Linked DNA regions of Homo sapiens: regions 1 and 3 are each linked to region 2. Evidence: read pairs that join two places in POLR2A ChIA-PET (ENCODE). Cell type or tissue: OCI-LY7. All regions are shown on one strand. Region 1 overlaps ASH1L (ASH1 like histone lysine methyltransferase). Region 2 holds the start of MSTO1 (misato mitochondrial distribution and morphology regulator 1). Region 3 overlaps SYT11 (synaptotagmin 11).

Region 1 (8,000 bases), 80 kb before region 2:
ACTGTACTTTAAAATTTTGTATAATTTTTTATTATTGTATTGTTATTTTTAATTTTTTCTAATATTTTTCATCCGCAGTTGGTTGAATCCACAGGTGCGGAATCACAGATAGGGAAGGCCAACTGTATAATTAAAATATAAGCTTCATGAGGATAGGAACCTCTTCTGGCTTGCTCACCACTGTAACCCCAGCAGCTGAAACAATGAATAGCACAAATTTTAGTACCCAATAAATAGCTGAATAAATGAATGAGTGAATTTTAAGGTTCCTGTAACTTCTAATACAATGATTGGCATGTAGCAAATGTCTTTTTTCCTGTTTTACATAACTTTATCTTGTGTTACAATGAGAAAACTATACACAAGTTTTTTCTTAATATGTTTATATTTCACATAGGTGGTTTTCTGTAAATTTACTAAAATATCCTAATTTCAGCACTAACATACTTCCAAATCATATTTTATACATCTTCTGTCTCTGTACCATCACAGCTAGTCTAAGAAAAACAATAACACTCAATGATCTCATTTTATATTCCTGACCACTAACTCCGAGTAAGCCCTTGGTGCTGCCAATACACTTCCCTAATCTATTCCCTCTACCACTCTCCTAAAAAACTATTTCATCCCATCTCCCCTTTCTTCATTGTCCCTAATTTTGCTTCCTATCTGATCACAGCAGTAGTCAGATAGGAAGCAGTAACAAACAGAAAAGTGCCACAAGTGCCCACCATATATCTACCTACCTTCCTACCTGTGTCTGTTCCTATAGTCTGACTGCCTTCCTATCACAATATATAAACGATCTCTCCTTTCAACCTCTTCATTTAGGCAACTATCTCCTTTCTCTCTCACATCATCCATTTCTCATATTTCCTCTGAATAATGCCAATAAGCCTGAAAACAAAAACATACTATAATATCTCTCATGGAAGAAAATTCCTCTTAGCCGAGCAAGATGGCTCACGCCTGTAATCCCAGCAGTTGGGAGGCCAAGGCGGGCAGACCTCACTTGAGGTCAGATACTCAAGACCAGCTTGGCCAACGTGGTGAAACCCCATCTCTACCAAAAATATAAGAAATTAGCCAGGTGTGGTGGCGCATGCCTGTAATCCCAGCTACTCAGGAGGCTGAGGCAGGAGAATTGCTTGAACCCGGGAGGCAGAGGTTGCAGTGAGCCAAGATGGTGCCACTGCACTCCAGCCTAGGTGACAGAGCGAGACTCCGTCTCAAAAAAAAAGAAAAAAAAAAATTCCTCTTGACTCCACATCCTCCACCATCTTCCCATTTCTCTGTTCCTCTTCACAACAAAATTGTTAGAATTCTCTATATTGTCTATTCTCCCTGACCTCCAATCCTTGCTTTTTCTCTTGAACATACTGATTATACTTTCACTGCCACCCCTCCATAGAAACTGCTAGTCAAGGTCACCAACAACCTCCACATTGCTAAGAAGAATGATCAATTCTCAGTCCTCTCATCTTACCTGACCTATCAACAGAATTTGGCACAGCTAAACAGCTCCCTCGCTACCTCACTTGACTTACGGGATACCTTTTTTTTTTTTTTTTTTTTTTTGAGTCAAGGTCTCTCTCTGTCACCCTGGCCAGAGTGCAGTGGCACAATCATAGCTCACTGCAGCCTCAAAATCCTGGGCTCAAGTGATTCTCCTGCCTCAGACCCCAAGTAGCTATTCCAAGTAGCTAGAAATACAGGCATGTGCCACCATGTCCAATTTTTTTTCACTGTTTTAGAGACAGGGTCTCACTAGGTTGCCCAGGCTAGTCTTCAAGTCCTGGCCTCAAGCAATCCTCCGACCTCAGACTCCCGAGTAGCTGGGATGACAGGCATGAGTCACCGTGCCCAGCTCTGGGACTCCTCTCTTGATTGTTCTTCCTCACTGGCTACTACCCTCTGTCTCCTTTGCAGGTTCTTTCCTTCCTCCATGACCTTTAAATACTGGAGTGACGCAGGGTACCCGGACCTCTTCCTTTTTCTATCTACACTCAGTTCCCAAATGACCAGATCCAGTCTTACGGCTTTAAATTTCATCTAACATTGATGATTCACAAATTTCTATCTTCAGATAGAGACTAGCTGAGACCTCTTTCTGGAACTTCAGATTCACATATCTAAATGCTTACTTGACATACTGACTGGATTGTGTAATAGATAGGCACTTAACATGTTTAAAATCAATTCATCTTTGCCCACTGCCCCAAATCTATTCTTCCTACAGGTTTCATTTCAAAATATGGTAATTCCAAAGAGAAATATTTAGGCCAAAAATCTCTACCCATCCTTAATTGCTTTTTCTCTCAAACCCCTCATGTCCATTTGGTCAGCTAAGTTTGTCAGCTTTACCTTCAAAATGTATGCAGAATCTAACCAGTTGTCATTACTCTGACAGCTATTAGATCCAAGTGATGATAAATATGTGAATGGATTATTGCAATAGCTTTTTTTTTTTTTAAAGAAAGAGGTTTATTTAAAGGAATTGCTCACATGATTATGGAAGCTGGCCAGTCCCAAAATCTGCAGGGTGGGTCAGTGGCAGGCTGAAGACCCAGGAAGACCCAATGTTTTCATTCTGCTGGCAGACTTGCCTCTTACTGAGGAGAGGTCAATCTTTTGTTCTGTTAATGCCTTCAGTTGAGTAGATGAAGTTCCTCCCCAACATTATGGAGGGTGATCTGCTTAACTCAAAGTCCATTGATTTATTGATTTTTTAATATATTTAACTTTTATTCTAAGTTCAGGGGTACATGTGCAGGTTTGTTACGTGGGTAAACTTGTGTCATGGGGGTTTATTTCATCACCCAGGTATTAAGCCTAGTACCCATTAGTTATTTTTCCTGATTCTCTCCCTCTTCCCACCCTCCACCCTCCAATAAGCCCCAGTGTGTGTTGTTCCCCTCTATGTGTCCATGTGTTGTCATCATTTAGCTCCCATTTATATGTGAGAACATACAGTATTTGATTTTCTGTTCCTGCACTAGTTTGCCAAAGATAATGGCCTCCACTCCATCCATGATCCTGCCAAGTACATGATCTCATTTTTTTTTTGTGGCTCCATAGCATTTCATGATGTATATGTACTACATTTTCTTTATCCAGTCTACCATTGGTGGGCATTTAGGTTAATCCCATGTCTTTGCTATTGTGAATAGTGCTGCAATGAAGATACGCATGCATCTGTCTTTATGATTTATATTCCTTTGGGTATATACCCAGTAACGGGACTGCTGAGTCAAATGTTATTTCTGTTTTTAGGTCTTTGAGGGATGACCACAGTCTTCCACAATGGCTTAACTAATTTACACTCCCACCAATAGTGTATAAGCACTCCTTTCTCTCTGCAACCTTGCCAGCATCTTTTTTTTTTTTTTTTTGACTTTTTAATAGCCATTCTGAATGATGTGAGATGGTCTCACTGTGGTTTTGATTTGCATTTCTTGAATGATCAGTGATGTTGAGCTTTTCCTCATGATTGTTGGCTGCATGTATGTCTTCTTTTGAGAAGTGTCTGTTCATGTCCTTTACCCACTTTTTAATCATTTTTTTTCTCATAGATTTGCTTAAGTTCCTTACAGATGCTGACATTAGACCTTTGTCAGATGCATAGCTTGCAAAATGCAACATGCTTCTAACTGGTTCCTTGCTTCAACCCTCATATCTCTTCCAGTCTTCTCAATTCAGTTGCAGGGTGATCCTTTCAAAGCCTGATTCAGATCATGTCACTCCTCTGCTCAAAACCCTTTCGTAGGCTTCCTATCTCCCTCAAAGCAGAAGCCAAAATTTTTTAAATGGTCTAAAGATCCAATTTAATTTGTCCTAAAGTCCTCTCTACCTCTCTTCCATCGCCTACCAGTCTCCTCACTTAGTTCCAAGAAGGAGGTACAAAAGTTTCCCTTCTGGTGGAGATTGCAGTGAGCCGAGATTGCGCCACTGCACTCCAGCCTAGGTAACAGAGCAAGACTCTGTCTCAAAAAAAAATAAAAAAAATAAAAAAAAAAGAAGTTTCCCTTCTGTTTCTCAAACACAACAAAAATACTCTTTACCTTGGGACCTTTGCACTTACCATTCCGCTTGACAGAACACCCTTTCCCCAGATAATTGCATATCTTGCTCTTTCACTTCCTTCGTATCTTTGTCTAAACGTAATTTTACAGAAGAAGCATTTCCTAAAAAAAACACCTATCCCCCCACCACCCTCTACTCACATTCAGTATCCTATTTTATTCTCATACTCTTCTTACCACCTGGTGTACTATATATTTGTTGTGTACATCTTTCCATTGAAATTTGAACTCTACCAGGAAATAGACTTATCAGTTTGGTTCACTGCTATATCCCAGCACGTAGAACACTAGCTGGCATATAGTAGGTGTTCAATAAATATTTGTAGAATTAATTCCCTGACTTATGTGGGTTATATTTTACGAGCTTCAAATTGTCCCCTTTCTAGGCCGGGCTCAGTGGCTCACGCCTGTAATCCCAGCACTTTGGGAGGCCAAGGCAGGCAGATCACTTGAGGTCAGGAGTTTGAGACCAGCCTGGCCAACATGGTGAAACCCCGTCTCTACTAAAAAAAAAAAAAAATACAAAAATTAGCTGGGCATGGTGGCACGCTCCTGTAATCTCAGCTACTCAGGAGGTTGAGGCAGGAGAACTGTTTGAACACAGGAGGTGGAGGTTGCAGTGAGCCAAGACTGTGCCACTGCACTCCAGCCTGGGTGACAGACCAAGACTCTGTCTCGGGAAGGAAAAAAAAAAATCAAAAAAATTAGCTGGGCATGGTGGCACGTGCCTATCGTCCCAGCTACCCAGGAGGCTGAGGTGGGAGGATCACCTGAGTCTAGGAGGTCGAGGCTGCAGTGAGCCATGATCACAGCACTGTACTCTAGCCCGGGCAATCAAACAATAAGCTGGGTATGGTGGGACACACTTGTAGTCCTAGCTACTCCAGAGGCACTCCAGCCTGGCCAACAGAGTGACACTCTGTCTCAATCAATCAATCAATATTAAAAAATTAGCTGGGTGTGGTGGGACACACCTGTAGGCCTAGTTACTCTGGAGGCTGAGATGAGAAGATCACTTGAGCCCAAGTGTTCAACACTGGAGTGAGCTAGAATCGTGCCACTGCACTCCAGTCTGGGCAATAAAGAGAGACCCCCATCTCAAAAAACAGATGTAACAAAAAACCCACAACATTTTACAATTTGGAAAAAAAAAAAAAGAATTGCTTTTATATTCATTACTCACAAATGCATACATTTTAAATTTTCCCATTACAATTTTTGTAATGAAAGAATTCCATGTCTTAATATGTATAACTGCAAAATTTATATGTATAAATGAAGAATTTCAGCATTTTTCCAAAGAATTCTTTTTTTTTTTGAAACAGAGTCTCCCTGTCACCCAGGCTGGAGTGCAGTGGCGTGATCTCGGCTCACTGCAACCTCCGCCTCCCGGGTTCAAGCAAAGAATTCATTTTTTATCTGCACTTAATTCCCTTTCAAAACATTACAGAGAAAGGTCTGACAGAAACATGATTCTCATTTTAAAAATGAAAAAAAATTATAAAACTTAATCCAAGTGACACATATTATTACATAAATAGCAGAGTACCAATAAACTGAAAAGAGATTTGAAAACATTTATTTCCCCCCCTAAAAATGTATATGAGAAGAGAGAAATACTACATTTCCCTAACATGATCAAGGAGAAAAACGAACAGTATGCTTACAGGCATATTTTGAGAATCCATTTAGGTAGTAAAACTGGAAAATCATGATTGGCAAACCCCACATACCAAATTTAAGAGTTTCTAGTCAAGATAAACCCAAATTCTGAAGATATTTCACAACAGAGTGCTTTTTATCTGCTGAATGTAAACTGCTTGAAAAACAGTCCCTACAGCAGCTGCCAGAATGCTGTTTTTTGAACTTTCAAAGCAATGTTCATTGAGAATATCATTCTTTCAGCTTTTGGAAAAATATCTAAACAATCTAGGTTTTCCATCCAGGGGCAAGGATGCCATGTTGTAACACAACTTATTTTGGTTTCTACTACAATATATTCAACTTAAAATACATTTCCAAGGAAAAACACAGACCTAAGATTGCTAGAATCTCTTCACTCAAACAGGCAAACTCAATATTCATCTCACATGCAATTTTGGGATTTATGTTTTCAAATCTCTGGAACAATGTGGGACAGTCTGGTCCAAATTCAAAGGAAAGTAACACTGTACCTACAGCATTAAATACTTTTGCACAAATCATTACAGCATTAAGTAAACTCTTTAGAAAATTACTAACCATATGTTTTTTAAAAAGGAAATTACTAATTATATTAATAGGACATATACATTGTATAAAAACAAAGTATGATAATCTAACAATATGTTAAAAACTACCTACAAATTTACAAATACATATTCTCTACAAAATGAAGACCTCTATCCACCCCAACACCTGCCATTCTAATCCCACATCCAAGTAACAAACAGTGGATCTGATAAAAATTAACTAATACACTGTTATTAATATAGTGGTCTGGGCTGGGCGTGGTTGCTCATGCCTATAAATCCCAGCACTTTGGGAGGCTGAGGCGAGTGGATCACCTGAGGTCAGGAGTTCAAGACCAGCCTGGCCAACATGGTGAAACTCCATCTCTACTAAAAATACAAAAATTAGCCAGGTGTGGTGGCAGGTGCCTGTCATCCCAGCTACTCAGGAGGCTGAGGCAGAAGAATCACTTGAACCCAGGAGGCACAGGTTGCAGTGAGCCGAGATTGTGCCACTGCACTCCAGCCTGGGCAACAGAGTGAGACTCTGTCTCAAAAAAAAAAAAAAAATTATATATATATATATGCACACATATATATGTGTATATATATGTATATATATATGTATGTATGTATATGTATGTATGTGTATATATGTGTGCATATATATGTGTGTGTGTGTATATATATATGGGGGGAGAGAGAGAGAGAGAGAGTGTGTGTGTGTGTTGGTGGCGAAGGTCTGGTCTGAGATACAGAACTACTCTGGAAGACAACTATGTTTGGAAATCATTTTATATGTAAATACCCCATCTATTTTCAGGGGTAGAAAGGGAATAGCCATGCTTTGATGGAACACTATTCAGCAAAACAATATAAAATCAACCAAATTTTTTAAAGTACTACAAATGAGTCCTCACAGTGAATTTAGCATCAGTAAAAGTAATAAAATACTTACTGAGTTCTTAGCATGTACAAAGCTCTATGCCAAATGTTTTACATATATTATCTCATTTAAGGCTCACAATCAGCATGCGGTAGTTACTATTATTATTCCCTTTTTAGACATGAAAAGACAGGCTAATGGCCAATAAAAGGCAGAAACAGGTCTGTTTCGCTCCTCTTAACCACTATGCTTTGCTGCCTCCCAAAGATCATCTTTAGGCTGGGCGTGGTGGCTCACACCTGTAATCACAGCACTTTGGGAGGCCGAGGCGGGTGGATCATGAGGTCAGGAGTTTGAGACCAGCATGGCCAATATGGTGAAACCCCGTCTCCACTTAAAAAAAAAAAAAATTGGCCAGGCGTGGTGGTGTGCACCTGTAGTCCTAGCTACTCGGGAGGCTGAGGCAGAAGAATCACTTGAACCTGGCAGGCAAAGGTTGCAGTGAGCCCAGATCGCACCGCTGCACTCCATTCAGCCTGGATGACAGAGCGAGACTCCGTCTCAAAAAAAAAAAAAAAAGAAAAGATCATCTTTAGTCTCGATCTTATTATTTCTCTCTGCTACATTTGGCATATTTGCTACGTTTGAAACTCTTTGGTTTCTATGATACATTCTACTGGTTCTCCCAACACCTCTCCAACCATTTCATCATTTCCTTTATGGATTCATCATTCTTAATCTATTCCTTCATTCATTCAACAAATGTTTTCTGAGAGCCTCAAAATATGTTTTGAGAATTGTGACACACACTGTAGATACCGT
Region 2 (8,000 bases):
ACTGCAGTAGCATAATCTCAGTTCAGTGCAACCTCCACCTCCTGGGTTTAAGCAATTCTCCTGCCTCAGCCTCCCGAGTAGCTGGGACTACAGGCACTGGCCACCATGCCCAGCCTTTTTTTTTTTTTTTTTTTTTTTTTTTTTTTTGTATTTTTAGTAAAGACGGGGTCTCGCCATGTTGGCCAGGCTGGTCTCGAACTCCTGGCCTTAAGTGATCCGCCTGCCTCAGCCTCCCAAAATGCTGGGGATTACAGGTGAGAACCACTGTGCCTGGCCAAGATACAACTTTTTTTTTTCTATTTTTTCTTCTTCTTCTTTCTTTTTCTTTTCAGACGGAGTCTCACTCTGTCTCCCAGGCTGGAGCGCAATGACATGATCTTGGCTCACTGCAACCTCCGCCTCCCAGGTTCAAGAGATTCTTCTGCCCCAGCCTCCCGAGGAGCTGGGACCACAGGCGCGTGCCACCACTGCCAGCTAATTTTTGTATTTTTAATAGAGATGGGGTTTCACCATGTTGGCCAGGTTGTTCTCAAATCCTGACCTCAGGTGATCGCCTGCCTCAGCCTCCCAAAGTGCTGGGATTACAGGTGTGAGCCATCGTACCCAGCCTTTTTTTTTGTAGCAACAAGATCTCACTATGTTACCCAGGCTTGTTTTGACCTCCTGGGCTCAAGTGATCCACCTGCCTCAGCCTTCCAAAGTGCTGGGATTACAGGCATGAGCCACTGCAGCCGGCCCAGATCCAATATTTTATATTTATTTATTTTTTGAGACAGAGTCTCCATCTGTCGCACAGGCTGGAGTGCAGTGGCCCCATCTTGGCTCACTGCAACCTTTGCCTGTCGGGTTCAAGCAATTATCCTGCCTCAGACTCCTGAGTAGTTGAGATTACAGGCACGCGCCACCTCGTCCTGCTAATTTTGTGTTTTTAGTAGAGATGGGGTTTCACCATGTTTGCCAGGCTGGTCTCGAACTTCTGACCTCGTGATCCGCCCGCCTTGGCCTCCCAAAGTGCTGGGATTACAGGTGTGAGCCACCACACCCAGCCAGATCCAATATTTTAAAAGGATAATCAACATAAATGAATTTAGGTTTTTTGTTTGTTTGTTTGAGTTGGAGTCTTTCTCTGTCACCAGGCTGGAGTGCTATGGCGCGATCTTGGCTCACTGCAACCTCCGACTCCCTGGTTCAAGAGATTCTCCTGCCTCAGCCTCTCAAGTAGCTGGGATTACAGGCACGTGCCACCACGCCCAGATAATTTTTGTATTTTTAGTAGAGACAGGGTTTTCACTATGTTGGCCAGGATGGTCTCGAACTCCTGACCTTGTGATCCGCCTGCCTCGGCCTCCCAAAGTGCTAGTATTACAGGTCTGAGCCACCGCGCCTAGCCGAGTTTAGGTTTATTTGAGGAATGCAAGATAGTATTACATGATAATCTAACGATGTAATTTATTCATTAGCACAACAAAGGAAGGATAAAATAATGTAATTATCTTGGTTTGGAGAAAGCTGTAAAAAACATTCAAATCTATTCATGATCAAAACTCTTAGCAAATCAGGACAGAGAACTTCCTTAAACTGTCAGAGTATCTATAGAAACTTTTCAGCCCACATCATACTTAGAAAAGTGAAATAGTAGCCGGGCATATTGGCTCACGCCTGTAATCCCAATATTTTGGGAGGCCGAAGTGGGCAGATCGCTTGAGCTCAGGAGACCAGCCTGGGCAAGATGGTGAAACCCCTTCTGTACAAAAAATACAAAAATTAGCCGGGTGCAGTGGCCTATGCCTGTAATTGCAGCTACTTGGGAGGCTGAGGTGGGAGGATCGCTTCAGCCCAAGAGGTTGAAGCTTCAGTGAGCCGGGAGATTGCACCACTGCACTCCAGCCAGGGCAAAGAGAGTGAGACAGTCTCAAAATAAATAAACAAAACTAAATATAATACATGTGAAAATACAAAGAGCTCAGAAGAGATAAGAGCATCTAACCTTTATTTCTTGAAAAAATTTCAAACCTACAAGAATGCTCAGAGAGTACTGCAAAAGAACACCTATAATCTTCACCTAGATTCAATTAACATTTTGTCACTTTTTAAAATTTTGAGACAGGGTCTCCCTCTGTCTCTGGCTGCAGTGCAGTGCTCCAATCATGGTTCACCGCAGCCTCTAATTCCTGCGCTGAAGCGATCCTCTCACCCTAGCCTCTGGTTAGGACTACAGATGTGGGCTGCCTAGCTAATTTTTTGAAAAATTCTTTTATAGAGAGGATAGGGGGAGGGGGAGTCTCACTACATTGTCCAGTCTACCCTCACATTCTCGAATTTCTGGACTCAAGCGATCTTCCTGCCTCAGCCTCACCAAAACGTGGGAATACAGGCGTGAGCCTCTGCGCCCAACCAATATTTGCCTTATCTCTTTTTTTTTTTTTTTTTTTTTGAGATGGAGTCTGGCTCTGTTGCCCAAGGTGGAGTGCAGTGGCGCGATCTCGGCTCACCGCAAGCTCCGCCTCCCGGGTTCACGCCATTGTCCTGCCTCCGCCTCCCAAGTAGCTGGGACTACAGGTCGCGCCCGTCACCACGCCCGGCTAATTGTTAGTATTTTTAGTAGAGACGGGGTTTCACCGTGTTAGCCAGGATGGTCTCGATCTCCTGACCTCGTGATCCACCCGCCTCGGCCTCCCAAAGTGCTGGGATTACAGGCTTGAACCGCGGCGCCCGGCCTTTTTTATTTTTATTTTTATTTTTTTATTTTTTATTTTTTAGAGAGGAGTTTTGCTCTTGTTTCCCAGGCTGGAGTGCAGTGGCGTGATATCGGCTCACTGCAACTTCCACCTCCCAGGTTCAAATGATTCCCTGACTCAGCCTCCTGAGCAGCTGGGAGTACAAGGGCCCGCCACCACGCCCGGCTACATGTTTTGTATTTTTAGTAGAGACCGGGGTTTCATCATGTTAGCCAGGCTGGTCTCAACCTCCTGACCTCAGTTGATCCTCCTGCCTCGGCCTCCCAAAGTGTTGGGATTACAGGCGTAAACTACCGCACCCGGCCCTTGCCTTGTTTCTAAATACACACAAGAATGTTAATCATAGCACCTAATAGCCCAAAAATTGGAAACAATCCCAAAAGCTATTATCAGCAGTATATATATATATATATATATATATATTTTTTTTTTTTTTTTTTTTGAGACAGAGTCTCGCTCTGTCGCCCAGGATGGAGTGCATTGGCGTGATCTCGGCTCACTGCAAGCTCCGCCTCCCGGGTTCACGCCATTCGCCTGCCTCAGCCTCCCGAGTAGCTGGGACTACAGGCGCCCGCCACCACGCCCAGCTAATTTTTTTTTGTATTTTTAGTAGAGATGGGGTTTCACCGTGTTAGCCAGGATGGTCTCGATCTCTTGACCTCGTGATCTGCCCGCCTCAGCCTCCCAAAGTGCTGGGATTACAGGCGTGAACCACCGCGCCCAGCCTATTCTTTCTTTAGAATAGATCAGTGGTGGCGTATTCATACAATGGACTATTCCGCAGTGATGAAAATGAATTATAGATATTTGCAAAAATATGAATTACATAAACCATATTGAGCAAAAGACGCCAACAGATACATACTCTCTTTACATAAGGTGTTAGATACACAGAGATAGATAAATACGTGTAAATGATAGAGATATGATAGCTAAGCCAGTCCACAGGTTATTAGTCGTGGTCCACGTGACTTCTGAAGAGATGAAGGGGCATGGGAGGCTTTAGGGGAGCTTCCGCTTTTCTGGCAAGGTTTTCTTTTTGCCCGGGGAGCTATCAGCCAGCGGAGAGATCTGTGAGAAGGGATAAGACCTCAAGACAAGTAGGAAGCAGAGCCTTCCACGGCCCGCGCCCTGGCGGCCCCAAGTCAGCGGCGGAGACGGCGCCCACCCCGCTCCAACGTGGAGCAGGAGCAACGGCGTGGCCCGTGGAGCCCCGCCCCTCACAGGCAACCACAGAGAAGCCGGACTGGGCCACGTCTAGGAAGAGGTAGGAAGGGATCGGCGCATCGTTTCTCCAATGGGAAAGGATGTGTTTGCGGGCCAATAAGTAGCCGAGAATAACACCCGCCCACGCGCCTGCCAAGCCAATCGGCTAGGAGCAGCGAGCGGCGCGGCTGAGGCGCGGCGGCCCCGTGGAGCAGCGCAGTATGGCGGGCGGGGCCCGGGAGGTGCTCACACTGCAGTTGGGACATTTTGCCGGTTTCGTGGGCGCGCACTGGTGGAACCAGCAGGTGAGGTCAGCCGGCAGCTGCCCCCGAGGAGCCCTTCGGGATCTACAGTCCCGACGTTCAGCCGGCCTGCCTCGTCCTCTCTGCTTCCCCAGGATGCTGCGCTGGGCCGAGCGACCGATTCCAAGGAGCCCCCGGGAGAGCTGTGCCCCGACGTCCTGTATCGTACGGGCCGGACGCTGCACGGCCAGGAGACCTACACGCCGCGACTCATCCTCATGGATCTGAAGGGTGAGGTGGTGGCAGAGTTAGCCGATGCCCCTTATTTCCCTTCCGCGTGCCTAGTCCTTGCGCTGCCGTTATCTTCAAGACCCTCCCACCTTACCGAGCTCCAGGACCGGAGATGAGGAGCTGAGCACAACATGCCAACACTCGAGGGGCCCACGACAGTTGCTCAAGAGCCATTTCGGGAATAGGCTGCTAGGCCCTGGAGACAGTGAGGACTTGAACTGCAGCACTCCTGTCAGACCCCTGGATGTGGTTCCCCCCGCGTCCCACAGCTAATGACTAAGCTGGGAACCGAAAGATGGAATCTAGATTCTCCTAAGCCAAGGTTTTTCCCCCAACTAGTGTATATCCCAGAAAGCTTGGAAGAGCCAAGTGCTGGAGAGATGGTGACAGCAGGTTGTCAGGTGATCAGAGGAAGGTTAGCTAGAGGGGAAGGGTGCCCAGGCTTTGACCTAACATTGTCTCTGTTATTTCTGTACAGGTAGTTTGAGCTCCCTAAAAGAGGAAGGTGGACTCTACAGGGACAAACAGTTGGATGCTGCAATAGCATGGTGTGTAACTGATGTATGGATAAGGGTGGGGATCGTGTATGTACGCAGAACGCTGGATAACTCTGATCAGAGTGCAGTTTCTTTGATCAATCTCCAAACTCTTTCAGGCAGGGGAAGCTCACCACACACAAAGAGGAACTCTATCCCAAGAACCCTTATCTCCAAGACTTTCTGAGTGCAGAGGTGAGGGCCTCTGTCCTGAACTTTTTAACCCGGTGCCACAACCCGAGGGTCTCCATAGGGGCAGGTAAACGGGGATTTTAATCATTTTAAGTGTCTTAGAATGATATTTTGGGAAAAAGCACTCCTTTTCCTAAGGACTGCGACTCGGTGAACAGAAAGGAGGCTATGCGGTGTGGCCAGCCAACTCAAGGAGGACGAAGCAACCTTTGCCTCTAAACTGCCTGGAACTAAATGTCGATTTTTCTGACCCCTCCCAGGGAGTGCTGAGTAGTGATGGTGTCTGGAGGGTCAAATCCATTCCCAATGGCAAAGGTGAGACTTCTCCAGATACTGATGGATGGGGGCTTGGGTAGAGCAGAAACATGGAGAAAGGTACATTTCCTCTGCTTGTCTTCAGGTTCCTCACCACTCCCCACCGCTACAACTCCAAAACCACTTATCCCTACAGAGGCCAGCATCAGGGTCTGGTCAGACTTCCTCAGAGTCCATCTCCATCCCCGGAGCATCTGTATGATTCAGAAGTACAACCACGATGGGTATGGGGACCCCAGAGGCTTTGAGGCAAGAAACATGGGTCCCCACCAATGCAGGATGAGGCTCTTGAGGCCATCTTCCCTGCCCTTCCCCAGGACAAGAGGCTGAGGAGTTGAGGGAAGAGATGTAAGTCTTGGATCATGTTTACTTGTGGCAGGGAAGCAGGTCGGCTGGAGGCTTTTGGCCAAGGGGAAAGTGTCCTAAAGGAACCCAAGTACCAGGAAGAGCTGGAGGACAGGCTGCATTTCTACGTGGAGGAATGTGACTACTTGCAGGTAGTGGCGTGGCAATGTGCACTCCAGGGTGGAAGCTCTTCTCATCCTGCTAACTATCTTTTGTCACTCACCCCCGTCCAGGGCTTCCAGATCCTGTGTGACCTGCACGATGGCTTCTCTGGGGTAGGCGCGAAGGCGGCAGAGCTGCTACAAGATGAATATTCAGGGCGGGGAATAATAACCTGGGGCCTGCTACCTGGTCCCTACCATCGTGGGGTGAGTGGAACTTAGAGAAGTAAACAGTCACACAGTGGGGAGGGAGAAATCAGAATCCCAGTGGGAGAGCTGCTTAATACAAACTACTCTTTCTTCACCAGGAGGCCCAGAGAAACATCTATCGTCTATTAAACACAGCTTTTGGTCTCGTGCACCTGACTGCTCACAGCTCTCTTGTCTGCCCCTTGTCCTTGGGTGGGAGCCTGGGCCTGCGACCCGAGCCACCTGTCAGCTTCCCTTACCTGCATTATGATGTAAGTCTCGGTGCTCTTGTTCTGACTGCGGCAGGCTACAGGGCCTCCTCATGCTCCCAGTCAGCCGCTGTCTGTTACTGGCTCTGTTCTTGAGGCCCGAGCTTGAACTCAGCTGTGATGTGGCCTCTCAGATCACACTGTCCTATGCTTGTCCAGCCTGGGGTCAAACATACCCCTGATTCGTCCCCTGGGTCTCTCTGGTGTTAATATTCTGCCTCCACACATTCTTTTCCAGGCCTGAGGCCAAGTGCCCATCTTGGTGTCTTCTTACAGGCCACTCTGCCCTTCCACTGCAGTGCCATCCTGGCTACAGCCCTGGACACAGTCACTGTTCCTTATCGCCTGTGTTCCTCTCCAGTTTCCATGGTTCATCTGGCTGACATGCTGAGCTTCTGTGGGAAAAAGGTATGAAGCTTTGTAAGGGGTTGGGTCAGTGCTGAGAAAATGTCCTATAACGTGTTCTCTTCCATCTCTTTAGGTGGTGACAGCAGGAGCAATCATCCCTTTCCCCTTGGCTCCAGGCCAGTCCCTTCCTGATTCCCTGATGCAGTTTGGAGGAGCCACCCCATGGACCCCACTGTCTGCATGTGGGGAGCCTTCTGGAACACGTTGCTTTGCCCAGTCAGTGGTGCTGAGGGGTATAGACAGAGCATGCCACACAAGGTGAGAGCTGTTGGTCCTTAGGAGTCCTTGTCAGATTTTTGTCTCATATCCATCTTCCCCTAATTTCTCTGGGGCATTCTAATGATACTGTTCCCTCCCCACCCCTTAAAAAGGAAAAAAAAAAGGGCTTTGAATATCTTGATCCAGCTGATGGCCTGAGAACATAAGAATTCTGTTTCTTATTCATGCAGCCACAGACTAATGGTGGTTTTGGCTTTGTTCTGGCAGCCAGCTCACCCCAGGGACACCTCCACCCTCTGCCCTTCATGCATGTACCACTGGGGAAGAAATCTTGGCTCAGTATTTACAACAGCAGCAGCCTGGAGTCATGAGGTCAGTGTAACGGTTGCTCCTGCCCTTCTTGCCAACCGCAACCCTCCCTTGACTTCTTACGCACTTAATGGCTGTTCTCTGCCCCCACAGTTCTTCCCATCTGCTGCTGACTCCCTGCAGGGTGGCTCCTCCTTACCCCCACCTCTTCTCAAGCTGCAGTCCACCGGGTATGGTTCTGGATGGTTCCCCCAAGGGAGCAGGTATGTAGGAGGTGAAGAAAACTGAGATTTCAAGTATGGGAGAGTTTTTACTATCTCCATTCCTGGATTAAAAGTGCTGAAAAAGTCCACAGTTAAACATTCCTTTATTCACCCTATGGCTCCCAAGAAAAGCATTCTTCCTCTGGAGTACTGGTGTACTAAGGGGACAATACACCAAATTTGTTGAGTTTACAATCAAGTCTACTAAGGTTGGACTTCCTTATCAGTTTGGCAGAGTCCCAGGGCAGAATAATCATCCATCTACAGGTCTCTGTTTCCTCTCCCTCCACAGCAGTGGAGAGCATCCCAGTGTTTGG
Region 3 (8,000 bases), 280 kb after region 2:
ACTAATCCTGTTCTTCTCTCCTCTAATCCCCGGGGGCCAAGCTGGGGAGGGATGTGGAGGGGAAAAAGATGACAGAGAAGTGGACTCCAAACCTCATTTTAGTTGTAGAAGAAAATTTCTTACAAAACAAATTCCACAAAGAACACCCTATATGACCACAGCTGCAGATCAGTTCTTAGCAATGATGTTTTTTTTTCTGCTTTGCAAGGCGCTAGAATCTTTTATTTTACTTTATTTTTTTTGAGGTGGAGTTTCGCTCTTGTTGCCCGGGCTGGAGTGCAATGGTGAGATCTCAACTCACTGCAACCTCTGCCCTCCAGGTTCAAGTGATTCTCCTCCCTCAGCCTCCCAAGTAGCTGGGATTACAGGCACCCACGAGCATGCCCGGCTAATTTTTTGTATTTTCAGTAGAGATGGGTTTCACCATGTTGGCCAGGCTGGTCTCGAATTCCAGACCTCAGGTGATCCACCCGCCTCGGCCTCCCAAAGTGCTGGGATTACAGGTGCGAGCCACCGTGCCCGGCCTCTGGTTTTGTTTTGTTTTTTTTTTTTAATGGGGGACAAAAGAGAGGGAAAGACCCCTATAAATCTATATATAACAATGTAACCATATACTTGCATGTCTAATACAAACTGAAGAAATTAGCCTAACTGCCAATATCAAGTTGCAGATTTTAATCCATGGAAATTGTGTTTTGTGCTGAATTGTATTTGCTGATTACCTGAAATTGGCTTCTTTTTATTGGGCTTCTCTGGAGAATTTCTCCCACTCCCCACCTCTGCAGAAGAAAATTTTGCTCTTATAAAACCTCATGTTTTCATCATTCCCATCTTTTCTTTTTATTGCCTCTTATATCTCTGCTCTTTGACCTCAAGGTCTAGAGGTCTGCAGTAAGCCAAGAAACAAAGGTGGGGTGGATGAGGCAAGGTTTGCAGGAGAAAGAGGAATTGAGAAATGGGGTATTTTTGCTATCAGCTCTTCTGCTATGAAGTAGTAAAAGGCAGTCTATAATTAACTGACAGACCTAACTGAAGCACAGAGAATACATCAGACTTATGCATCCAAGACATCAGAACTTGGATTTTATCAAACTTGATGACTTCTCTAAAAGGAGCTTTGGAAACTTCAAATTCAGCTATAGGATAGTACCAATGAACACATCCAGCTGATCCCAAAAGCTGTTTTCAGGTATAAGGACAAGGAGAGGAGACAAGTGACGACAGCCATTCCCCTTTGCAGCTATCTACTGTAGTGACAGCCATTTCTTGGTTGATGGGTTGGAAGTCATCAGAGGTTTGAAGAATTACACTGGCCTTTGTTTTTCTGGAAATGCCGACCATGGAGATGCTTTAGAGTCTTCTCAAATAGCTTAGATGTTGTAATGAGGTTAGCTTTGCTTCATAAAACAGGGGCCCTCAGAAGTTCTCCTTAAATTTTTCAATAAAAATTTAGCTCTTAAAAAAATAACAGTGTGACTGAGTGAATGAAGATAAGTTGGATTCTTTCAGAGCATTCTTTTCCTCAAAACGAGCTGCATAATTCTTGGAATTTATGTCTTACCACATGGTGGAGGGATGGAGGAACTACAGGATGCAATTCTTCTTCTACCAATGGGCAATAGAGGTTGAGAGAGATTCAGCATCTTTCTGGGATTAGAATTCAAGTCTCTTTACTCCTACAGCAGCTGTGTCTCCAACGTTGAGACTTTGCAGATGGCACAGACTCCATGGATAATAGGTAAACTTGGGGCCGGGCGCAGTGGCTCACGCCTGTAATCCCAGTATTTTGGGAGGCCGAGGTGGAAAGATCGCTTGAGCCCAGGAGTTCAAGACCAGCCTGGGCTACATGACGAAACTCCATCTCTATCAAAAATACAAAAAATTAACTAGGTGTGGTGCTGCACGCCTGTGGTCCCAGCTATTCAGGAGGCTGAGGTGGGAGGATCATTTGAGCCCAGAGGTAGAGGCTGCAGTGAGCCATGATCATGCCACTGCACTCTGGGCTGGGTAACAGAGTGAGATCCTGTCTCAAAAATTAATTAATTAATTAATTAAAATAAACTAGGTAAACTTGGATAGGCAGTAGATATTTTTGCCCACCTGAGGAGGAACTCAGTCAAGCTGTTGCTTAACAGCTTGATCCAGGGCGTGAAAGGTTAGTTGAGACTGAAGTGTTCACTTCCATAGAAGAACATCACTTTTAACCTTGCTTTGGCGAAGGGAGTCGGAAAGCTGAGTCTCTATGGACGGGGGGGTGATCTTGCTTTCAGTGTTCCCTCAGCTTTTGTGGATTTAAAACCATTCTGCTCCCCCTAAACCTTTTGTTTGATTTCAGCCCATGTTCTTGACAATGCAGAGCAATTCTGAGCAGTCACAAAGCCTACTCTCTGTTCTTGTCCCTGCCAACCCCCACCCCCCATAATCTGACTCACAACTTCACCATCAGTTGGGGTCATACCACTAGTCTCTGTCCTATACCCCATGAAATGTAAATACTGTATCATAAGTAGAAGAAAATAATTTTTGTTTTCTAAAAATGCATTTTGAGATAGTTTAATGTAAATCTGACAGGAGCATTCTGAAGCCCCATTAGGAAAAAATTTAAATGGTTCCTCTTCATCGCCTTAATGTCTAAAGATCAGAAATCGCTGAGCAAACCCGCTTTTGTTTCCTTCCCAGAAACAATGCAAAACAACAGGTGGAGATAGTCTGGTCTTTGCCCTGCTGTGTGTGCCTCTGTAGCTCCTCCTGACAAACGTCTGGGAAAACAGCCTCACCCCACTCTCCTCTCTCTTCCCCATTTCCTTGTAGCTTTATTCCTTGCATCTTTGGGTCTACTGAGCAGTGGGTGCTGAGGTGACAGGGGAGGAACCAGTTGTTCTGTAGCCTAGGAACTGCCTCAGTGTCTTTGCCAGAAAAAGGCAAAGAGGCGGACAGTGCAGGGCTCCTCCCTCCTACCTCAGGCCTGATCCATCGTGCCCTTGACTTTGCCGTCTCAAAGTTTCTTAGCTGACTTTGGCTTTCACATTTGTTCTTTCCAGAGCTAACTGATAAGAGTGGAGGAGGAATGCCTTCTCCTAAGAGTCAGTTGAAAGAAAGACAAGAGAGTCACATCTTAGCTTTTGCACAAGGCATTCGTGGTCAGGAATAGGTTAGGGAATGGTCACTTCTGATTTTCCAACAGTTGCTCCTTCTCTGAAGAGATCTTGATTCCTTTGGGAAGACAAGAATTTTTCTTAATAACAAAGGTCCCTTTATGAGTTATTCCTTCTTTCAGTTCATCTCACTGGAGCACAGCCAAGATGGACATGTTTATGGACAGTGCTCTAGATGTGAAAACAGATAGAACTGGTTTGTGGGACAGGGGCAGCTTGCTCAGGAGAGGGAATAACGCAGGTCCCTTTTCTTGGAAGGCTTGTACTATGGCCATGACAGTGACATTGCCCTCACCATGATCCCTCTCCAAAGTGGTTGTCTTTCTTTACCTTGTGTCTTCTCTTGTAAAAATGAAACTCAAAAATAAAATAAATGTGTCAAATTTTGAAAAAAAAAGAAAACTGAAAAAGCTAACATGAATTGTGTGAAATTGCATAATGCTGTAATGCTAATCTACAATATGTAATGCTATCTTGTATGTTGAATTTGTTAATGCACCACACAAGTGCAAAATAAAGACTGATTCACATTACATAGGCACAGTGATGTCAGCCTGATTCTCTGGAAAGCTGGAGGACTCTCAGTGAGGTTAACACTCAGACTCCAAAAGGATGTTCTAGGGTGTGTTTTCCAAACTGTGGTCCCCAGACCACTTGATTCAGAATCATCTGAGGCACTTGTTTAAAAATGCAGATTCCAGGCTCCCATCCTAGATACTCTCATTTGACAAGTGAGTTGGTTTGCTGCTTGCTGTAGTTAGGACTTCTGGTCTTTCTGTTTTCCTCTTGAAATGTAATTTCTGAGACCATCACTACCAGAGGGAGAGATGATGGTTCGTAGTGCTGAGAATCAATCTGCCCCTTTAATTGGAAATATTTATCCCAAAAAGCAATCCTGAGACAGGCCAATTCTGTTCCCTCATTCATTCATTTACTTTTTTTTTTTTTTTTTTTTTTTTTTAGACAGTCTCGCTCTGTTGCCCAGGCTGGAGTGCAGTGGCTCAATCTCGGCTCACTGTAACATCCGCCTCCTGGGTTCCAGCGACCTCAAGCAGCTGGGACTACAGGTGCGTGCCACCAAGTTTGGCTAATATTTGTATTTTTAGTAGAGATGGGGGTCTCACCATATTGGCCAGGCTGGCCTGAAACTCCCGGCCTCAAGTTATCCTTCTGCCTTAGCCTCCCAAAGTGCTGGGATTACAGGCGTGAGCCACCGCACCCGGCCTCAAGGCCTGTCAGGAGCTATGAAGGATCTCCCTAGACCTGAACATGGGAGGATGTGGGGCTGAGGCTTCTGTAGTCACTGTGCCCCAGAGAGGAGAGAGCCTGAGAATGGAGCCTGCACAGAAGTACAGCTAAAACAGGGGGAGAGAGAAATCAGACTCCATGACATCTTTGACCTCAGATGAAGCCGTGTCTTCAGACAGATCTGAGCCTTCTCAGTTCCAAGGCTTAATAAATTACCTTTTTCTTTTCTTTTTTTTTTTTTTTTGAGATGGAGTCTGGCTTTGTCGCCGAGGCTGGAGTACAGTGGCGCAATCTTGGCTCACTGCAAGCTCTGCCTCCCGGGTTCACCCCATTCTCCTGCCTCAGCCTCCTGAGTAGCTGGGACTACAGGCGCCCGCCACTACGCCCGGCTAATGTTTTGTATTTTTAGTAGAGACGGAGTTTCACTGTGTTAGCCAAGATGGTCTTGATCTCCTGACCTTGTGATCCACCCACCTCGGCCTCCCAAAGTGCTGGGATTATAGGCGTGAGCCACTGCGCCCAGTCAAATTATCTTTTTCTTTATGCAGCTTGCACTGGGTTATGAAAGTTTAATTTCTGAGTGAAACATTAAATGGCAAAAGTTAATGTTTGATGTTTGGCTTGAATAATTTTCTTTCTTTCTTTCTTTCTTTTTTTTTTTTTTTGAGACAGAGTCTTGCTCTGTTGCCCAGGCTGGAGTGCAGTGGCGTGATCTCGGCTCACTACAAACTCCACCTTCCAGGTTCAAGCGATTCTCCTGCATCAGCCTCCTGAGTAGCTGGGACTACAGGAGGGCGCCACCATGCCCGGCTAATTTTTATATTTTTAGTAGAGACAGGATTTCAACATGTTGGTCAGGCTGGTCTCAAACTCCTGACTTCGTGATCCACCCGCCTCAGCCTCCCAAAGTGTTGGGATTATAGGTGTGAGCCACCACACCCAGCCATAATTTTTTTTTTCAACTTTCATTTTAGATTCAGGGGGGACACATGTGCAGGTTTTTGTTATCTGGCTTTATTGAGTGATGCTGGGATTTGGGATCCTAATGATCCTGTCACCTAGATACTTAGCATAGTACCCAGTTGTTCGTTTGTTTGTTTTAAAACAGTCACTCTATTGCCCAGGCTGGAATAGAGTGGCGCAATCATGGCTCACTACAGTCTCGACCTCCTGAGTTAAATTGATCCTCCTACCTCAGCCTCCCACATAACTGAGACTGGTGCACACCACCATACCTGGCTAATTTTTTTTTTTTTTTTTCTTGAGACAGAGTCTCACTCTATTGCCCAGGCTGGAGTGCAGTGGCACGATCTCGGCTCACTATAAACTCTGCCTCCCAGGTTCAAGCAATTCTTGTGCCTCAACCTCCTGAGTAGCTGGGATTACAGGCACGCACCACCTTGCCCGGCTAATTTTTGTATTTTTAGTAGAGATGAGGGTCTCACCATATTGGCCAGGATGGTCTTGAACTCCTGACCTCAGGTGACACACCTGCCTCGGCCTCCCAAAGTGCTGAGATTACAGGCTTGAGCCACTGTGCCCGGCCACCTGGCTAATTTTTAAATTTTGTTTTGTAGAGATGTGGCCCTCACTATCTTGGGAAGGCTGGTCTTTTTTTTTTTTCCGGGAGACAGAGTCTTGCTCTGTTGCCCAGGCTGGAGTGCAGTGGCATGATCTTGGCTCACAGCAACCTCCGCCTCCTGGGTTCAAGTGATTCTTGTGCCTCAGCCTCCTGAGTAGCTGGGATTGCAGGCATGCATCACCACACCCCGCTAATTTTTTTTTTTTTTTTTTTTGAGATGGAGTTTCACAATTGTTTCCCAGGCTGGAGCGCAATGGCACGATCTCGGCTCACCGCAACCTCCGCCTCCAGGTTCAAGCAATTCTCCCTGCCTCAGCCTCCCAAGTAGCTGGGATTACAGGCCCGCACCACTACGCCCGGCTAATTTTTGTATTTTTAGTAGAGACGGGGTTTCTCTGGTCTTGAACTCCTGACCTCAGGTGATCCACCCACCTTGGCCTCCCAAAGTGTAGGCCGATAGTTTTTAAACCCTCCCCCTTCTGGTAGTCCCCAGTCTCTATTGTTGCCGTTTCTGTGTCCATAAGTACTCAATGTTTAGCTCCCTCTTACTAGTAAGAACATGCAGTACTTGGTTTTCTGTTCCTGTGCTTAGGATAATGGCCTCTCATTCATTTATTAGTCAACAAATATTTATTTGAGTGTCTACTATGTGCCAGGCACTACAGATACAATACATTGGTGAACAAGAGTGCTGTTCTTGTAGAGTGTAGCAGAGGACAATATTAATCAAATAATTACACTAATAAATATATGATTACAAATTAGGAAATGCTCTAAAAGAAAAGAAACACAGGCCGGGTGCGGCGGCTCATTCCTGTAATCCCAGGACTTTGGGAGGCCAAGGCGGGCGGATCACCTGAGGTTGGGAGTTGGAGACCAGCCTGACCAACACGGAGAAACCCTGTCTCTACTAGAAATACAAAATTAGCTGGGCGTGGTGGCACATGCCTGTAATCCCAGCTACTTGGGAGGCTGAGGCAGGAGAATCGCTTGTACCTGGGAGGCAAAGGTTGCGGTGAGCCGAGATTGCGCCATTGCACTCCAGCCTGGGCAACAAGATCAAAACTCCATCTCAAAAAAAAAAAAGAAAGAAAGAAAGAAAAGAAACACAGGAAAATGCAACACTCTAGGGTAATATACTGGGGGTAATATGACCCTTGCAACTGCTCTTTGTGGATTTCTCTACATGCCTTAAAGTCTGGAGTGATTCACTTTTCATATTTTCTGTTCTGTGTAATTTATCCTCCCTGTGAGAGGAAGAGAGAATGGAAGGAGAATCAATTCCTGCTCTTTAAAAGTTTCAGTGAAGGAACTACAAAATATTTTCAAATTATAAACTAATATAAGCACATTATAAGAAAACTGGAGCAGGGCGCAGTGGCTCACGCCTGTAATCCCAGCACTTCGGGAGTCCGAGGCAGGCGGATCACAAGGTCAGGAGATCGAGACTATCATGGCTAACATGGTGAAACACTGTCTCTACTAAAAATACAAAAAAATTAGCCAGGCATGGTGGCATGCACCTGTAGTTCCAGCTACTTGGGAGGCTGAGACAGGAGAATCACTTGAACCCGGGAGGTGGAGGTTGCAGTGAGCTGAGATTGTGCCACCGCACTCCAGCCTGGGCAACAGAGCGAGACTCCATTTAAAAAAAAAAAAAAGAAAACTGGAACCAGATGCAGTAGCTCACAGCTGTCATCCCAGCACCTTGGGAGGCTGGGGCAGGAGGATTGCTTGAGCCCAGGAGTTCAAGACCAGCCTGGGCAACAGGGAGACCTTGTCTCTACAAAAGTCAAAAACTTAGCTAGGCATGGTGGCGTGTACCTGAAGTCCTGGCTACCTGGGAGGCTGAGGTGGGACATCCCTTGAGCCCAAGAGTTCAAGCCTTCTGTAAGCCATCATAGTGCCACTGCACTCCAGCCTGGGTGACAGAGTAAGACCTTGTCTCAAGAAAAAAGAAAAAATTGGAAAATAGAGAAAAGAAAAAAATAGTCAAGATTCCAAAATCTTAATAA

The links. ChIA-PET counts read pairs that join two places held together with the same protein. Peaks named below come from ENCODE experiments on the same cell type or tissue, not always from the same donor. Only the 100,000 strongest peaks of a DNase experiment are listed, where the experiment ranks them.
Region 1: POLR2A ChIA-PET joins it to region 2 with 14 read pairs; 5 of 35 experiments call an interaction of 5 or more read pairs at or near these places.
Region 3: POLR2A ChIA-PET joins it to region 2 with 12 read pairs; 2 of 35 experiments call an interaction of 5 or more read pairs at or near these places.

The regions. Positions count from the first base shown.
Region 1 is chr1:155,525,977-155,533,976 of GRCh38, forward strand. All of the region lies in intron 1 of ASH1L (ASH1 like histone lysine methyltransferase), which reads right to left. Among named protein-coding and RNA genes, the nearest start is that of ASH1L-AS1, 32 kb to the right of the region's middle. RefSeq lists an enhancer at 4,202-4,703. In OCI-LY7, no CTCF peak of the experiment used is centred here; DNase peaks (open chromatin) are centred at 3,475 and 4,115; H3K4me3 peaks cover 1,562 bases; H3K27ac peaks cover 2,775 bases.
Region 2 is chr1:155,606,084-155,614,083 of GRCh38, forward strand. It overlaps MSTO1 (misato mitochondrial distribution and morphology regulator 1), which reads left to right and starts at 4,135. Exons shown (of 14, transcript NM_018116.4): 1 at 4,135-4,249; 2 at 4,342-4,477; 3 at 4,956-5,025; 4 at 5,133-5,208; 5 at 5,466-5,520; 6 at 5,606-5,744; 7 at 5,900-6,017; 8 at 6,099-6,233; 9 at 6,335-6,487; 10 at 6,761-6,892; 11 at 6,966-7,150; 12 at 7,379-7,483; 13 at 7,574-7,683; 14 at 7,976-8,000. The coding sequence starts at 4,166. LOC105371452 (a long non-coding RNA gene) reads right to left here and starts at 6,551. Exons shown (of 2, transcript XR_922171.2): 1 at 6,476-6,551; 2 at 3,526-3,809. RefSeq lists enhancers at 3,122-3,996, 3,997-4,871. In OCI-LY7, a CTCF peak has its summit at 1,681; a DNase peak (open chromatin) is centred at 4,015; H3K4me3 peaks cover 1,291 bases; H3K27ac peaks cover 783 bases.
Region 3 is chr1:155,881,504-155,889,503 of GRCh38, forward strand. It overlaps SYT11 (synaptotagmin 11), which reads left to right. Exons shown (of 4, transcript NM_152280.5): 4 at 1-3,696. The coding sequence ends at 5. Among named protein-coding and RNA genes, the nearest start is that of RIT1, 26 kb to the right of the region's middle. In OCI-LY7, CTCF peaks have their summits at 1,586, 1,907, 5,224 and 5,425; DNase peaks (open chromatin) are centred at 958, 2,678, 3,868, 4,218 and 1 weaker place; H3K4me3 peaks cover 3,994 bases; H3K27ac peaks cover 5,685 bases.